Regions from separate parts of the Homo sapiens genome. Here region 2 is linked to region 1. A link is an interaction called in ENCODE POLR2A ChIA-PET data of the cell type or tissue named here. Cell type or tissue: PC-3. All regions are shown on one strand. Each heading gives the region's core, and the rest is flanking DNA. Links, peaks and the distances in the headings are about the cores only.

Region 1 (6,380 bases), core at 1-5,000:
GACCCAGTCTTAGGACAAAACTACTACTGTAAAAGACAGAGAGTGAGAAAGAAACAATCTGTGGTGATATTAGTAGGCAGCTGGATATCAACTCTTGCCTGAAGCCTATTATTTCTGGATACAATTAAGTGAATCAATAGATTATGCTGTTTAGCCCAGTTTAAATTAGAATTTCTATACTTCAACTAAAAACATCCTAAGCGATAACATAGCCTAGAACTATTTCTTGCCAAAACTCTCAATTCCCATATCCCTTTGACTATTCGTCAATCCTAGGCTTGACAAAACCTCAAGTCTTGGCCAGGTGCTGTGGCCCACGCCTGTAATCCTAGCACTTCGGGGGGCTGAGGCGGGAAGATTACTTGAGGCCAGGAGACTGAGACCACCCTGGGCAAGATAGGGAGACCCCATCTCTACAAAATATTTTTTGAAAAATTAACCAGGCATGGTGATGTATGCCTGCAGTCCCAGCGACTCAGGAGGCTGAGCAGGAAGGATTACTTGATCCCAGGAGTTCAAGGCCACAGTGAACTACAGTGGCGTCACTGCACTCTAGCCTGGGTGACAGAGTGCAGCTTATCTTAGAGTATTTATTGAAGAGATAGGAGACTGAGGATTCATAGAAATCAGAAGATTCTGTAGGAGTCCAGGTGTGAAGATTTTGAGGTAGTGAAAAGAGGGTAAGAGTCCATCTGTCTTTTCTCCAAAATAAATTTATATCTATTATTTTTACAAATAAAGTGTATTAAAACTTTTGGGTTAAAATATTTACATAGCTCCCTTATTTACCTTGTCAGCTGGCACAAAATGGTTTTAGAAGTATGTGGCTCAAAGAATATTTCCAGAGAGGTAGCTGTAGAAAGAATTTTGGGCTTAAAAGTAAAAATTTTAGGTTCAAGTTTTGGCTCTATCATTTATTATATTAGCTGTGTGCTGCAAGATAAATCACTTAACTTCTCTTAAGTTTCTTTAGCGTTCAAATAGGGCAAAAATACTTACTTCAAAGGAATGCTTTAAGGGTAAAATGGATAGTGTTTATGAAAGTGATGTGTAAACTATCAAGGGCTACACAAATATATTTGCACATAGGTAATATAGTTAGACAAATCAATTGGGTCTACTCTTTCACATTCATTCATCTGACAAAATGCCTACTACATGCCAAGTGCCATGGAGAGCCCTGAGGACAATAAGGGAGTTTCTGCCTTCACAGAGTTCCTAGTCTAGTTGGGTGAACAGACACAGTAATGAGTTATTGCAATGTTCTAATGAGAGCACTGTGGACAGAGGTGATGATAGTTAAAAGTTTAAATTTAAAAACAACTTCCTGCTTTAATTATTGTGTAAATTAAAATCCTGTTAAGAATTTAAAGTCATTCCTATAGTAGTCAAATCCATAGAGGCAGAAAGTAGAATGTTGGTTGCCAGGGCCTGGGAGGAAGGAGAAATGGGAGATTGTGTTTAACGGGTACAGTTTCTGTTGAGAAGATGAAATTGCTCTAGAGATTGTTGGTGGTGCTAGTTATGAAACAATGTGAATACTTAATGCCACAGAACTGCATACTTAAAATGGTAAGTTTTATATCATATCTATTTTATCAGGTTTTTTTTTTTTTAGATGGAGTCTTGCTCTTGTTGCCCAGGCTGAAGTGCAATGATGCGATCTCAGCTCACTGCAACCTCTGCCTCCTGGGTTCAAGCGATTCTCCTGCCTCAGCCTCCTAAGTAGCTGGGATTACAGGTGCCCGCCATCATGCCTGGCTAATTTTTGTATTTTTAGTAGAGATAGGGCTTCGCCATGTTGGCCAGGCTGGTCTCAAACTCCTGACCTCAGGTTATCTGCCTGCCTTGGCCTCCCAAAGTGCTGGGATTACAGGTGTGAGTCACCGCCTCTGGCCTTTTATCAGGATTTTTAAAAATATAATTTAAAGTCAATCACAGCAAATCTTTATATTAGTACTCACGAAGGAGCAATATCCAGATGGTTGATGCTAAATCCAGAAGAGCAAAAGCCTCCCAGTGTTGTTGATATAGTTAGGAAAGCAACGGCCAAAGAATAATCACAGCCAATGAAGCCAGCAGCTACCAGGAATACTGCAGGTCCAATCATTCCTGGAGTTAAAAAGTTATAAAAGGGAAAAAACACCCAGCATTAATATTTGCTCTACCTTAATATGGTATAAATCTGAAATTTGAAATTGCTGCCACCTACTGTAGAAACACTATATTGCCTGGAAGACTAACAAATTTCATGAGAAAAAAAAAATGCTGGAAAACATGGGCGTAATACAACTAATATACTATAAAAGGAAAATCTCATTATGCAATGTTATTAAATCTACATGTGGCCAAAACTCAGCTAAAATTCCATGGTGTTAGAGAAGAACAAGACAAGAACAACTTAAAAATATGTTTCTAGAGAGAAGCAATAGCTGACACAGAATGTGGTTTAAAATACATATAACCAAAGGAGATAAACTGAATAATAAACTCTGTTGGATGAGGTTAGAATAATACTCCATCTTGCCTGGGTGTGGCAGCTCACACCTGTAATCCCAGCACGTTAGGAGGCTGAGGCGGGAGAATCACTTGAGGCCAGGAGTTTGAGGCCAGCCTGGGCAACACAGCAAGACCCTGTCTCTACGAAATATTAAAAACAAAATTCGCCAGGCATGGTGGTGCACACCTGTAGTCCTGGCTGCTCAGGAGGCTGAGGTGGGAGGATTGCTTGAGCCCAGAAGTTCAAGGTTACAGTGAGCTATGATGGCACCACTGCACTCCAGCCTGGGTTGTCAGAGCAAGACCTTGTTTCTTAAAAAGATTTTTTAAAATCTCTGTCTTCATTCTCTCTCTCTTTTTTTTGAGCTGGAGTCTCACTCTGTCACCCAGGCTGGAGTGCAGTGGCGTGATCTGGGCTCACTGCCACCTCTGCCTCCTAGGTTCAAGTGATTCTCCTGCCTCAGCCTCCTGAATAGCTGGAATTACAGGCCTGGGCCACCATACCCAGCTAATTTTTGTATTTTTAGTAGAGATGGGGTTTCGCCATGTTGGCCAGGCCGTTCTCGAACTCCTGACCTCAAGCGATCCACCCACCTTGCCTCCCAAAGTGCTGGGATTACAGGTGTGAGCCACCATGCCCGGCCTTGGTTTTTTTTTTTTCTGCCCCACCTAATATGCAGGAATCCTCCCTATTATTAACAACTGATAAGAATACACATTGGTCATTACAGGCAGTTAAGCGTAAAATATGAGAAGAGACTTAATGAGTGGGCTGTCAGTTTTTCTGTGTCTACAGCAGTGCTATCCAATAGCTCTCTGTGATGATGGAAATGTTGTATTTGTATATACTGCAACTGAGGAACTTTAAAAAAAGTTCAATTACATTTATTTACTTATTTATTTATTTTCTTGTTTTTTTGAGACAGGGTCTCACTGTCGTCAGGCTGGAGTGCAGTGGTGCGATCATGGCTCACTGCAGCCTTGACTTCCCAGGCTCAAGTGATCCTCTGCCTTGGCTTCCTGAGTAGCTGGGACTACAGGTGCACGCCACCATGTCTGATTTAATTTAATTTCATTACTTTTATTTATTTATTTTGAAATAGGGTCGCATTCTGTTACCCAGGCTGGAGTGCAGTGGCACAATCTGAGCTCACTGCAACCTCTGCCTCCCAGGTGTAAGCAAGTCTTGTGCCTCAGCCTCCTGAGTAGCTGGGATTAAAGGCATGTGCCACCATGCCTGGCTAATTTTTTTTTTTTCACTCTTTTTGCCCAGACTGGAGTGCAGTGGCGAAATCTTGGCTCACTGCAACCTCTGCCTCCCAGGTTCAAGCAATTCTCCTGCCTCGGCCTCCTGAATAGCTGGGACAGCCACACACCACCACGCCAAGCTAATCTTTGTATTAGAGATGGGGTTTCACCATGTTGGCCAGCCTGGTTTTGAGCTCCTGACCTCAAGTATCTGCCTGCCTCCGCCTCTGCCTCCCAAAGTGCTGGGATTACAGGCAACAGCCACCGAGCCCAGCCAGGGTCTTTTTATAATGTAATTACTGAAGTATAGTCACTGAGACTTCCAGGGTCTCTACTGGAGACTTTTAAAAAGTTAAATGATTGTCTTAGACAGTTTTATTTCTACGTACATTTTTTTCTAACTATTTTTAGAGATAGGGTATTGCTCTGTTGCCTAGGTTGGAGTGCAGTGTTGTGATCATAGCTCTCTGCAGCCTCAAACAACTAGGCTCAAGAGATTTTCTCACCTTAGCCTCTGGAGTAGCTGGGACTACAGATACATACCATCATGCCTAACTGATTAGATAGTTTTAAAAGTTACCTTTCTAGGCCAGGCACAGTGGCTCACGCCTGTAATTCCAGCACTTTGAAAGGCTGAGGTGGGAGGATCGCTTGAGCCCAGGAATTTGTGACTAACCTGAGCAACATGGTAAAACCATGTCTCTACAAAAAATCAAAAATAATTAGCTGGGTGCTGTGGCGTGACCTGTAGTCCCAGCTGCTCAGGAGACTGAGGTGGGAGAATTACTTGTGCCTAGAAGGTTGAGGCTGCAGTGAGCCATGGTTGTCCATCCTGGCCAACGGAGCAAGACCCTGTCTCAAAAAAAAAAAAAATTACCTTTCTGAAAGCAGAGTCTGAAACACATGATTATTTATGGGTTCTTTGAGTTCTTTGATTTATAGCTCCTTATTTGATATAATAATGCTAGTAAATATTTTTGGATTGAAACTTAAAATGCATTCACTTAGAAAAGGGATGGAGGCTTAAAAATACTTTGATTACATCTTGTCTAAAGTTGATATAAAAATCTTCATTGCAAAGTCTGAGCTGAAAGCACAGTGATATATAAAATTGTGAGGGATGATGTTTGGCACAGCAAGCCATTTTAAAAATAATTATAAGCCATGGTGGAGATAAATCTTTTATAAATTTTTTTTTTTTGAGACAGGATCTCACTCTGTTGCCCAGGCTGGAGTGCAGTGGCGCGATTTCAGCTCACTGCAACCTCTGCCTCCTGGGTTCAAGCAATTCTCCTGCTTCAGCCTCCCAGGTAGCTGGGATTACAGGCACTTGCCACCACGCCCAGCTAATTTTTGTATTTTTAGTAGACAGGGTTTCACCATGTTGGTCAGACTGGTCTTGAACTCCTGACCTTGTGATCTGCTCACCTCAGCCTCCCAAAGTGCTAGGATTACAGGCATAAGCCACTGCGCCCAGTGAATATTATAAATCTTAATCCTCAAAATGTATGATTCAAAAAGAAACATATTGTAAAGAAATGCACTTAAATGCATCATAGTGTTTTGTTATGTGAACAAAATAAAAGACTAATATTATCATTTTTATTTTGTCTTGAACTGTTGTGATATTGTGATTTTAAAAAATATGGCTGGGGGCTGGGTGTGGTGGCTCACACCTGTAATCCTAGCACTTTGGGAGGCTGAAGCAGCAGGATTGCTGAAGGCCAGGAGTTCAAGGCCAATGTGGGCAATAAAGCGAGACCTTGTCCCATTAAAGAAAGAAATTAAACAAAATGGCTGGGGCTGGGTGTGGTGCCTCACTCCTGTAGTCCCAGCACTTTGGGAGGCCAAGGCGGGCAGATGACTTGAGTTCAGGAGTTAAAGACCAGCCTGGACAACGTGGTGAAACCCCGTCTTCAGTAAAAATTAAAAAATTAGCTGGGTATGGTGGTGTGTGCCTGTAGTCCTAGCTACTCAGGAGGCTGAGGTGGGAGGATCACCTGAGGCTGAGGAGGTTGAGGCTGCAGTGAGTCAAGATCATGCCACCACACTCCAGCCTGGGCTAAGAGTGAGCCCCTGTCTCAAGAAAAAAAATAAGAAAAGAAATATGGCCAGTGTGGTGGCTCATGTCTGTAATCCCAACATTTTGGGATGCTGAGGCAGGAAGATCACTTGAGGCCAGGAATTCAAGACCAGACGGGGCAACATAGCAAGACCCCATTTCTATTAAAAAATTGTTTTAAAAAAGAAATATATATTTGGTCTCTGCCCCCGGTTTTTTGGCACACAGCTCCTAAAACTTTTGGAATTTCTGGAGTGGTAACAGTGTCTTTTGTATGCTAATGAGACAATTGGTGGCTGGGGGTCCCCATACAGCTTCAGGATGGTGGCTGGATTAGAGGTCTGGGACTTTTGGCACCACCCCCAAACTCCAGAGAGGGGAGAGGGGCTGAAGGTTGAGCCAGTCACCAATGGCCAATGATTTAATCAATCATACACATTTAACGAAGTCTCCATACAAACTCAAAGGGACAGGGTTTGGATGAACTTTTGCGGTCGGGGTTCTTGGAGGGTGGTGTTCCAGGAGAGGGCATGAAAACTCCCTACCCGGTCCCACATATGTTGCCCTATGC
Region 2 (12,313 bases), core at 7,314-12,313, 160 kb after region 1:
CATACTGGATTGGCCTATCAGCTTGCAGTAGTTGGCTGATCTCTGATTTAAAGAAAGGAGGAGTCAGGCCTGGCGTGGTGGCTCATGCCTGTAATCCCAGCACTTTGGGAGGCCGAGGCAGGCGGATCACCTGAGGTTAGGAGTTCGAGACCAGCCTGACCAACATGGAGAAACCCCATCTCCACTAAAAACACAAAAAATTAGGCGGGCGTGGTGGCACATGCCTGTAATTCCAACTACTCGGGAGGCTGAGGCAGAAGAATCGCTTGAACCCGGGAGGCGGAGGTTGTGGTGAGTGGAGATTGCGCCATTGCACTCCAGCCTGGGCAACAAAAGTGGAACTCCATTTCAAAAAAAAAAAAAAAAACAACTAAAACGACAAAGAAAGAATGGAGGGGTCACTTGTTGAATGGGTCGGTAGACGTTTCAGGTAGTTTCTGATTTCAATGATCTTAATTTAGGCAGTTTGAAAAGGTCAGTTTAAAAAATTGAGGCTGCAAATGGTAATTTCTGAATGAGTAGAGTGAAACCATGGGCGTTCAGAGGGGGAGAGTTGGCTGTGGGATAGGCATGGGGGTTACTATGGGATGCTTTATGGAAGAGGATGGTCTAAACTGTTTTTTAAAAGATTAGTTGTGTTTTAAATGCTTGGGCATGGGAGTGGGAGGTGGGGAGCAAGATAAGAAGTGAGACAAGAAGGAGAGGTCTGGCTGGCAATTTCGGGGTGCACTCAGGTAGTGTTTGAGGGAGACTGCTCAGGCTGTGTGCAGGAGGATGGCTGTAGCCCAGGAGTGAGGGGATGGGCAGCCTTGTGGTGGTAGCTGTGGGAGTGGAGAGGATGGAAGAGAGAAGCATAGGACTTTGGTGTTCATTGGATTTGGGGGGTGGGGAGAGGGAGGGAAAATTCAGAAATGTAAAGTCTTGCAAAATCCTGATGTTAGCGAAAATAGGAAAATGACATGGTTGCTCATTTTAGATATGTGAATTCAAGGTGTCCAGGATATCCAAGTAGAAATTTCCTGCAGGTAACTGGAGGTGTTGGGCATGAACTCCAGAGAAGGGCAAGGATGGGAATTTTGGCTTTAGGGTACAATCACAGAGATGACAAGCTAAGCAATAGGATTGCTGAGACCTTGGAGGAAGGGAGAAGAACAGATGTCCAAAATTCCCACATTTAGGGAGAGGAAAGAGGAACTGAAAAGGACACTGAGAGGATGCAGAAAGAGAGGTAGGAAGTGAAGGGGGTTATTTTGGAGCCGCGGAAGTTAAGGGAATCCATAATATTAACAAGGGAGTAATCAGTGATGTTGGATGCCTCCTAGAGAGAGGCCACTGAATCTGGATATTATAGTGCTACCAATAATTTTTGAGAGTTCAATTTCATGAGAATACTACAGACGGAAACTGTATTTAATCGTACTTAAATCCTTTGTGTTTTTAAGATGTTTTGTTTTGACCATTAGGTGAAGGTAACTCGTGCTGATGGCAACCAACTGACTCTTGAAGAAAGAAGAAATAATGTAGTCATAACAGTGACACAGAGAAACTATACTGAGTACTGGAGCGGATCTAACAGTGGAAATCAGAAAATGGAAGCTGTTCAGAAAATAAATTATACTGTCCCCCAAAGTGGAACTTTTAAGATTGAATTCCCAATCCTGGAGGATTCCAGTGAGCTACAGTTGAAGGTGCCGTCTGTTTCCCATCATTGTGTCACTGCAACAACACCATTACAGTTGTAATCTTGTGGTAGGCACTCAACCTGTCAGAACTGAAAGTACATAGGAAGTGGACACATGTTTCTGTTTCACAAAATGGAGGAGAGTGGTAAAAGTAATTTAATGACAGTGGCTGAAGGTTAGACTAAATTTTTCCTTGTAAGTTCATTTTGAAGAGCACAGTAAAATATAGCAATGTGAAGATATGATGGAGAATTTCCTCAAATCCCCAGTCTAGTGTTTGAGGTCAGTCATTTGAAATTTTATTTTGGCAGGAATTGAAATGAAAGATAAATATATATACATATATATATATACACACATATATATGTATATGTATATGTGTGTGTGTATATATATATATATATATTCCTTTCCTGTGTTTTAAAGCTATCAGTTTCTTTACAGTATAAGCTATAAAATGATGAAAATCCAATGTCTGGTGAATGTATTTTTCTTGCATTAAAAAAAAGTGAAGATGAATTTGGTCTTTAATAATTGTTCAGCAGGTAACATCTTTTCTCAAGGTGTTACTAAAGATGAACATTTACAGCTCCTTTTTCTTTTATTATAGGCCTATTTCCTTGGTAGTAAAAGTAGCATGGCAGTTCATAGTCTGTTTAAGTCTCCTAGTAAGACATACATCCAACTAAAAACAAGAGATGAAAATATAAAGGTAATGCTTACAATTCACTTGAGAATTACAATATAATTGGACTATCTTGCTTTTGATATGTACATATTAATTAAGGTTTTTTTCTAGGTGGGATCGCCTTTTGAGTTGGTGGTTAGTGGCAACAAACGATTGAAGGAGTTAAGCTATATGGTAATCTCTTATAGAATCTAAATTTATGATCTATTATAGAATCATCTTTTTATTCACTTTTAAGTTCTGGGGTACATGTGCAGGTTTGTTATATAGCTAAACTCATGTCATGGGGGTTTGTTGTACAGATTATTTCATCACCCAGGTATTAATCCTAGTACCCATTAGTTATTTTTCCTGATCCTCTCCCTCCTCCTACCCTCCACCCTCCCATAGGACCCAGTGTCGGTTGTTCCCCTCTATGTGTCCATGTGTTCTCATCATTTAGTGTGCACTTATAAGTGAGAATATGTGGTATTTGGTTTTCTGTTCCTGCATTAGTTTGCTAAGGATAGTGGCCTCCAGCTCCATCCATCTTCCTGCAAAGGACATGATTTTATTCTTTTTTATAGCTGCATAGTATTCCGTAGTATATGTGCACCACGTTTTCTTTATCCAGTCCACCTTTGATGGGCATTTAGGTTGAGAATCATCTTAAATGGTGTCTACCTTATATCTACACTAAACTTATTAATTTTTATAACTCAGCCTCATACCTTTTTAGCCTGTCGTTTTAACATTGCAATCAAATAAAAAACCTTTTTTATTTCTTCACCTATGTTTGCATTTCCAATTTAAAATAGATAACTAAACCTTGTTTTATGTTTAAAATTTAAATTTCTATTTGATAAGCAATATATATTCATTATAGAAAATTATACAATGTAAGAAAAATGAAAAAGAAAATAAAAAGTGCTATCCATGACCATGTAATTTTGCTAATTCAGCTTTCCCAATGGTGCCCTGTATTCCTTGCAATCAAAAATAGATTCTTGACTATGAAGCTACTGTTGCTCCAATCAGTATTACTTTAATCTTACCATTTTCTTTTTCTCAGTGTATGCTCTCTGTGTTTGTCAGAGAGGTTTTCCTGCATTCCAAAAGACTTTGAAGCTGGTTTAATTCAAGAATTTGTGTGTATGCATACAATTATGATTAATGTAGCTTCAGATGAGATCCTACTAGGTTTGGCAATAAATTAAACCCATCTACTGTTCTTTTCAGGTAGTATCCAGGGGACAGTTGGTGGCTGTAGGAAAACAAAATTCAACAATGTTCTCTTTAACACCAGAAAATTCTTGGACTCCAAAAGCCTGTGTAATTGTGTATTATATTGAAGATGATGGGGAAATTATAAGTGATGTTCTAAAAATTCCTGTTCAGCTTGTTTTTAAAAATAAGGTAAGATTTAAGGTAATGATGTTTAAAAGAAAACTTTATATTAGTGAAGTCTGAGAAATGTAATATTTCTTTAGAAAAGTATCATTAAGCCAAACTGGTTAGAAATTTATATTATTCTATTTCTAGAACTATGGTTAAACTTTTCAATATTTAGCATTACATATATATTTTCACTTGTGGAGTTATTGGGGATTGATAGTCTATTTGTAAACTATGGTTCTGGTCTTTAAGACTTTAACTCAGATCATGAAGCTGTTTCAGAATTTTTCAAATGGTTGAATTAATATTGCTCAGGAGTGAAATTCCAGTGGTAACATAGAATTCGTGTGGTGTTGATATTGCAGTGATATAAAGGGTGTGGGAAGGAGTGAGGCCATCTAGGATAATACGTAGAAGCAGAGCTGGGCTTTCATTAATCTATTTAATTAGCTGGAAACTAGCCCAGGGCAACTTTTCAATGAGCTTGATTACCCTGCATGTGAGGATCTGTGTGGAGTCTGGTCTCCAAGTGCACCAGTGCCTTTTATAGCCTAATGTGACCAGCTTGAGTAGGAAATCCCTTTGGACCCCAGCTCTGAAAAGAAACCTGATTGCATCATCTCATGTATATAAGAATGAGCCATTGCTGTCACTAACAACTGCTGCCCTCTCCATCCTCTTATGTAAAAAATTATTCCTTTAAATAGTGATTTGCAGAGTATGGTTCTTCTATTTCTTTTTCCTTTATTTGTTAAAATATTTGAGAAGTAACAGTAGTGATCTGTACTTTCTTTTTTAAAATTTGTATTTATTTATTTTTTGAGACTAGGTTATAAGACTGGCTAATTTTTGTATTTTCGGTAGAGAGAGGGTTTTGCCATGTTGCTCAGGTTGGTCTCTAACTCCTGGGCTCAGGAGATCCACCTGCCTCAGCCTCTCAAGGTGCCGGGATTACAGACATGAGCCACTGCGCCAGGCCTGTACTTTAGTTTTGTTGAGAATTATTACTCTCACTTTGATTGTTAAAATATAATACAAACTTCTATTTTTTTAGCTTATGAAAAGAGTTCTTAAAAAGATAACACTGTGTTTTGTTAGTGGTAGAGCACAATTTTTGACTTCTAGTGATCCTAGTAATTGCCTGACAAAGGTGAATTTTAAAGTAGAAGTTATGGAGGCTTAAACATCTCAGAAAGCAAGACCAGGTTCTAAAGCTGGTTACAGTGTAAAAGATCACGGACTTTGAGGAAGCAGAGTATATGAATAGCATACTTTCAAGTAATTTCTTAGCTATAAGAGAAAGGAATTAGTTTCAGTTCCATTTGCAACTATATATCTTTCTCTTATTTTTATGTGATAATCATCACATTTATAAAGAAACAACATAATTAGAAATGGAATATGTCTAAGCAAGAGAAAGTTAGTGAATGTTTATTAATGTTCAGTAATGACTATGGAATAAATAAATGAGCTGTAGGAGCGGCAAGAGATTTAGGTTTAGAAATCATCCACACAGAAGTGCAAGTTGAAGCCATGGGGCTCTGAGGTACAGAGTATAGAGTGAGAAGTACAAGGTCTAAGACTGAGTCTTGAACATGCTGCTCCCTCTCCCCCATGCTTTAGTGTGTAGGTGGAGAAAGTAACCTACATACAGTGGTTTGAGAGGCATGTCAGAAAAAAATTGCACTGGACAAGTTAAACAGGTAAGGAAGGCTTTATTCAAGACTATTGCAATGGAAGAGAGAGATGATAAACTCAACTCTGCTGAAACAAAAGGCAGAAGAGTTTTTAAGCACTGGGGTGAACTCATATGAAAGTGCTGGAGGACATTGTTGGGAGGTTGGTCAATGTGATTAGGTAGTCTGTGTTTGCTAATTAGTACTTACTGAAGTTAGGTTTCCACCCTCCCACAGAGAATGAGATCAATTGGGACTCTGTCTTTCTTGATGATTATACTTCAAAGGGATGGCTCTGAGGACCTTGAGAAAGACATGCCTGGGTTGTAAAACTGGCCAGAGGCTGGGAAAAGATTTACATCTCAGAGAGTTGGAGAAAGAATTTATAATTGCATGTTTTCTAAAATAAATGCTCTAAGAAAAGGGAGCTCAGGGGCTTATAGTTAGGAAGAAGCCTGTCTTTGTAAAGTCGAGTCAACTTGAGGGGAATGTTAAGGCCCTCTTTGTCAGGCATTATAATCATTGGCACAGCAGAATGTTGAGATAGAGCTAGATGAAATGAAAATTCCCAGCAGGGGCCAGGCACTGTGGCTCACGCCTGTAATCCCAGCACTTTGGGAGGCCGAGGCAGGCGGATCACCTGTGGTCAGGAGTTGGAGACCAGCCTGGCCAACATGGTGAAACCCTGTCTCTACTAAAAAAGTTACAAAAATTAGCCGGGCATGGTGGTGGGCGCCTGTAATCCCAGCTACTTGGGAGGCTGAGGCAGGAGAATCACTTGAACCCAGGAGGCAAAGGTTGCAGTGAGCCGAGATTGTGCCATTGTACTCTAGCCTGGGCAACAAGAGGGAAACTCCATCTCAAAAACAAAAAAAGAAAATGCCCAGTAGGCAGGGGCCTCATGACAAGGCCATTTGGTTCAGCGGTGATGCGATGACTGATGCTCTTTATAAAGTATTAGTAGGTCCAGGACCATGCTTTCCTGAGGGTAATGGTGAGGAAGTTTAGAAGGCCATGGAGACAGAGCATGAGGGCCTGGACTAGTGTTTGCTCTAACCACCCACTCCCTTGGAAAGGCCACCCCTCACCCTCAGTCCAGGTGGTTCTATGAGTCCCCGAGGAGCTCTCCTTGCCTTCACTTCTGAGCTCACGTCACCAACATGTAGGCATCTGCAGTTTCTTTCCTCTTTCGTGTTTCTCCTTTGTATACTGGCCTTCCCCAGGTATGCTAGACACTGCTGTCTTCTACTCAGCACTGGCTGGGATCTGAGGGGTGGGAGATGGAGAAAGGGAAGAAAAAAGATACAGAATTAAAGAATAATTCAGATTTATACCACTGTGAGAAGTTCTATGACTTGCAAACACTCTGGGCGTAGTTTTTTTATTCCTTTCCCTAGAGAAGGGTTATGCATGGTTTTAGAATTATCCCTGAGCCAAGGCAAATGTAGAATCTTTGCTATATTTTGGGCCAGTGGTCTGCTATTGGCAAGAATATGCTTTAAAAAAGTGAAATAAGTTAATCCTCCTTTCTCTCTTTTTTAGATAAAGCTATATTGGAGTAAAGTGAAAGCTGAACCATCTGAGAAAGTCTCTCTTAGGATCTCTGTGACACAGCCTGACTCCATAGTTGGGATTGTAGCTGTTGACAAAAGTGTGAATCTGATGAATGCCTCTAATGATATTACAATGGAAAATGTGAGTTTAGCTATTTTTTCATTATGAAAATATGTATTACAAGAGAAAGAGGAAACTTTATTGTACTACTTTAAATATTTAAAGAAAATTTCATTAGTTCCTTTGCATGTGTAAGTCAATAATTAGTAAAGCTTCCAAATAAAAAGTAATCTGTATCGTAATGGTTATGTTGGAAAGAAGCTTATGTGGTTAAGTGTCCTTGCTCTCTTTCATCAGAATTATCACCTAAAGTTAGATGGGAGGAATAAATTCTGGAGGTCTGTGGTACAACATGGTGACTGTAGTTAATGATAATGTACCATATACTTGAAAATTGCTAAAAGAGTAGATTTGAAATGTTCTCACCACAAAAAATGATCAGTATGTAGTATGCAAGGTGATAGATATGTTAATTAGCTTAATCATTCCACAGTATATACAAATATCAATATATCACATTGTACTCCATAAATATATACAATAAAAAATGCCACCTATAGTTTTCCTTCATTTTCATACTACATTTTAAGACACTCAAGAAAGTACTAGGAAATTGACTTGCATTATTCTGGGTTACGTTGGATAAGAGAGCTTTAGATAATTTTTGAAGTGTGTTCTATTTTGGTTATACGTAATGGTTATAAATAATTACAGCACCCATTGTGCCGGGCATGGTGGCTCATGCCTGTAATCTCAGCACTTTGGGAGGCCGAGGTGGGTGGATCACGAGGTCAGGAGATCGAGACCATCTTGGCTAACATGGTGAAACCCCATCTCTACTAAAAATACAAAAAATTAGCCGGGCGCGGTGGCGGGCGCCTGTAGTCCCAGCTACTCGGGAGGCTGAGGCAGGAGAATGGCATGAATCCCAGGAGGCGGAGCTTGCAGCGAGCAGAAATCGTGCCACTGCACTCCAGCCTGGGTGACAGAGCAAGACTCTGTCTCAAAAAAAAAAAAAAAAAAAAAAAAAATTACAGTTCCCATTGAATCAGGAATTTGCAGTATATTGAGGGGGTGAAATCATGTTACTCTGCAGAAAACTTACAAACCAAGAAGTATATGAACATCTAGCATTGCATAAATGAATCCCATATTCATTAGTCATTTGATTTTTATTTATATGTCCTTGATATATTCTTGTGTACCATTGTCAGTTGTAAACTAGATTGTATAATTTTTGTCTATTAATGGATTCAGTAGAGTGATTAACAATACATCAGAAAGAAAACTATATATAGTTGGGTTGATTTGGTCATTATATTGTAAAATTTAGTTTACTTCAGAAAAATTGTACATTTTCTTCAGTCTACACAACTATTTTTTTCAATCTTTTCTTTTTTTTGAAAACTTTTTTTTTTTTTACAACCAGTTGGTCATTTTTCTCTCTTTGACTTTTCCTGAGTTCACATTAGTTTTATGTCTGTAGATCTTGCATTTGATTTAACTGAATATAATAGTATCTGTTATTTTATAGCTTTCTAAATATCTTGGTAAATATATTATTTCATTTTTTCTTCCCTACATATGTGTATGTTTGTGTGTGTGTACGTGTGTGTATACATACACATACACACACACCCCATCTGATGTGCTGCGCACTCTGTCTCTATTTACATTTATATATGTGTGTTATATATATATTTACAAGTATATTTATATATACATATAATATATGCATATTTACATTAAATTTTTTCAGATATTAAGATTGCTTTCTCAGCTTTCTTTTGGTTCATATTTTCCTGGTGTATTTTTACATTTCTTATTTTCAACCTTTTGTAAATTTTTAAGTGTATCTTTTAAATAGCATATTATTATATTTTGCTTTTGTTTTTCAATCTAATCTAATAGTCAACATCTTTTAATAAGCTTTTATTTAATCCACTTATAAGTATGGTAATTCTTTTTCTAATGGGGACTTTTTCTGCTTTTCTATATTTTAAAATTTAGATTCTTTTTCTGTGGGCTAGATTAAATTTGTTTTGGTGATTTAGAAGTTATGCGTTCTATTTTTGTTACTCTGTTAGTTACAAACTGTACCCATATTAATTTATCCTTGTTGGTTTCTAAAGGTTATCAGTATTTGAATCTTCTAGTATGCTCCTATTCCTTTTGGTCTCTACCTCTGTCTCCTCCTTCTCCTCCTACCCTGGCCAGATCATTTTGCTCGTGTACAGATTTTAGTTCCATGTTACCATAGATTGCCTTTCAATCTATGCTGTTCTTTCATTTTTTAATTGTGGAAATCTGTGTTGATTATTTCTTCCTCCCCATTTTATTTTTTCTCTCCTTCTGGGACTTTTGTTTTTCAGAAATTGGCACTTTTACTTCCTCCTTCACATCTCTTAGTTTTTTGTTTTATGTTTTCTATCTCTTTGTCTTTTCTGTGTTTCTCTGGGAGAGTTCTTCAGTCAACTCAGCTTAGTGATCATTCATTAGCTGTATTTTAATCTACTTTAATCTCTCATATTGTGTCTTTTATGTCAGCTATTATGTTTTTAATATCTATTATTTTTCCTTTGTTTCTTGTTTTTGTTTTATATTCTGATATTTCCCATTATCTCCTTGTGTATATTTGCTATGCGTATTTTAAATTATTGAATTGAACTTTTCAGTAATTTTGTGTCACATGCTATATGTTGTTTAGTTGGATGTCTTACTTCTACAGTATTTATACTCTTTGGAAGTCTAGCTGATTTGGCAGATTCTCTGATAATATCTATTGGTGAAGGCTGAGCATAAGGTTCCAATCTGTGTAAGTCCTATGACCCCTTCCTGAGGGGAGAGGACTAGCCTCATGGACTAGAGAATTACTCTTGATCCTTTCTGCTGCTTGCCTCTATTCAGTGTTTCACTCTTAAACCCTTGGGGAAAAGAGCACCAGTAAGAGAAGGTCTCCTGAGGTTATGATTCACCAGCCCTGAGGGTTTGGAGGAGGAGGAGAGGAAGAGTGAATGCTTGAGGGACATGGGTCTGTCTGCATGTTTTCTTCACTTTCCCACACTAGAAAGGCAGAGGTGCTGACCTGGTATTATCTTTTGGATACTTGCACAGGCCGTCTGAGCTGCTACTGCTGTTGATTTTGGCAGTGAAGTTGCCAGGACTGTGTGTCCTGAGGCTACCCCCTGGAGGGAAATAAGAGCAAAGTTTAAAAACCTCTCCTCCAGCCTGTTTTCTGACTATGTCTGCTGCTGTGTCTAGCTGCCTTCTGCCTTAGACTGAAGCGATGCACTTTCTCCCAAGACCAATTCAAGATGTCCACCACTCTTCCTGGGGTTTTCTCACTGTGCACGTTAAAGTTTTCTGCTTGCTTTTATTGTTTCTCCAGTTGGTTCTGGAGGAGGGAGTGAGGATCCTGTCATAGTAGACTGTTTTGGCTTCTTTTTTTTTTTTGTTAAATTTATATGTGTTGTCAATAGCCTCTTGAATGCCTTGGAATAATTTCAGTATGTGGATCTTCCAGGAATAATTTTTAGACATTAGCCTTCTTTTCGTTAGCCTATGCTGCAGCTTTGACAGTGCTTTGTTTATTGAGCCAGTGAGAACAGGAAGATTTCTTTATGAGATAGATGCTGCTTTTGCTTTTTTTAAAATAAATTTTATTGTGTATATTTGAGGTTATGTGTATATATATATATGTATATATGTATATATGAGGTTATTGTGTATACATGAGGTTATGGAATACATATAGGCAGTATAGTGGTTACTGTAGTGAAGCAAATTTACATATTTATCATTTTGCATAGCTACATTTTTGTGACAAAAGCAGTTAAAATCGATTTAATGAAAACTCCAAATATCATACAATTCTATTAACTATATCTCTCATGTTGTAGATTATATAACTGCATTTTTTCATCCCACATATCTGCTATTTTGTATCCCTTGACCTCTATATTCCCATTTTCTTCTTCCTTTCCCCCTCGCCCCTGTAACCATCATTTGTTTATCTATTTATTTATTTAAACTTTTAAGTTCAGGGATACATGTGCAGGTTTGTTACATAGGCAACCTTGTGTCATAGGGGTTTGTTGTACAGATTATTTCATTACTCAGGTATGAAGTCCAGTACCCATTAGTTATTTTTCATGATCCTCTCCCTGCTCCCACCCTCCACCCTCTGACAATCTCTACTGTGTGTTGTTCCTCTCTATGTGTCCATGTGTTCTCATCATTTAACTCCCACTTATAAGTGAGAACATGTGGTATTTGGTTTTCTGTTCCTGAGTTAGTTTGCTAAGGATAATGACCTCCAGCTCCATCCATGTACCTGCAAAGGAGATGATCTTGTTCTTTATGGCTGCCTAGTATTCCATGGTGTACATGTACCACATTTTCTTTATCCAGTCTATCATTGACGGACATTTAGTTTGATTCCATGTCTTTGCTTTTGTGAATAGTGCTGCAATGAACATATGCATGCATACATCTTTATAATAGAATTATTTATATTCCTTTGGATATATACCCAATAATGGGATTGCTAGTATTGAAATGGTGTTTCTGTCTTAAGTCTTTGAGGAATTGTCACATTGTCTTGTACAATGGCTGAATTAATTAACACTCCTACCGACAGTGTATAAGTGTTCCTTTTCTCTACAACCTCTCCAGCATCTGTTATTTTTTTGACTTTTAAATGATAGCTATCCATTCTGACTGGTGTGAGATGGTATCTCATTGTGTGTTTTTATTTTATTTTATTTTTTTGAGACAAAGTCTCACTCTGTTGCTCAGGCTGGAGTGCGGTGGTGTGATCTCGGCTCACTGCAACCTCTGCCTCCCAGGTTCAAGTAATTCTCCTGCCTCAGCCTCCCGAGTAGCTGGGACTACAGGTGTCGCCTCCACGCCTGGCTAATTTTTAAACTTTTTTAGTAGAGAAGGGGTTTCACCATATTGGCCTGGCTGGTCTCAAACTCCTGACCTTGTGATCCATCTCCCTTGGCCTCCTAAAGTGCTGGGATTGCAGGCGTGAGCCACCACGCAAGTGGCCTTTTTTTTTTTTTTTTTTTTTTTTGACAGAGCCTTGATCTGTCACCCAGGCTGGAGTGCAGTGATGTGATCTTGGCTCACTGCAACCTTCACCTTCTGGGTTCAAGCGATTCTCCTGCCTCAGCCTCCCAAGTAGCTGGGATTACAGGCGTGAGCCACCATACCCAGCTGATTTTTGTATTTTAATAGAGACAGGGTTTCACCATGTTGGACAGGCTGGTTTCAAA

What was found. Peaks named below come from ENCODE experiments on the same cell type or tissue, not always from the same donor. Only the 100,000 strongest peaks of a DNase experiment are listed, where the experiment ranks them.
Region 2: POLR2A ChIA-PET joins it to region 1 with 9 read pairs; 2 of 35 experiments call an interaction of 5 or more read pairs at or near these places.

The regions. Positions count from the first base shown.
Region 1 is chr6:73,608,436-73,614,815 of GRCh38, forward strand. It overlaps SLC17A5 (solute carrier family 17 member 5), which reads right to left. Exons shown (of 11, transcript NM_012434.5): 9 at 1,965-2,112. Among named protein-coding and RNA genes, the nearest start is that of SLC17A5, 42 kb to the right of the region's middle. RefSeq lists enhancers at 1,026-1,195, 2,957-3,126. In PC-3, for the core only: a CTCF peak has its summit at 2,215 (motif pointing left); no DNase peak of the experiment used is centred there.
Region 2 is chr6:73,764,467-73,776,779 of GRCh38, forward strand. It overlaps CD109 (CD109 molecule), which reads left to right. Exons shown (of 33, transcript NM_133493.5): 11 at 1,464-1,688; 12 at 2,293-2,394; 13 at 2,482-2,544; 14 at 3,589-3,765; 15 at 6,963-7,115. Among named protein-coding and RNA genes, the nearest start is that of CD109, 74 kb to the left of the region's middle. RefSeq lists a silencer at 9,820-10,114 and an enhancer at 9,820-10,114. In PC-3, for the core only: no CTCF peak of the experiment used is centred there; a DNase peak (open chromatin) is centred at 10,085; H3K4me3 peaks cover 370 bases; H3K27ac peaks cover 1,502 bases.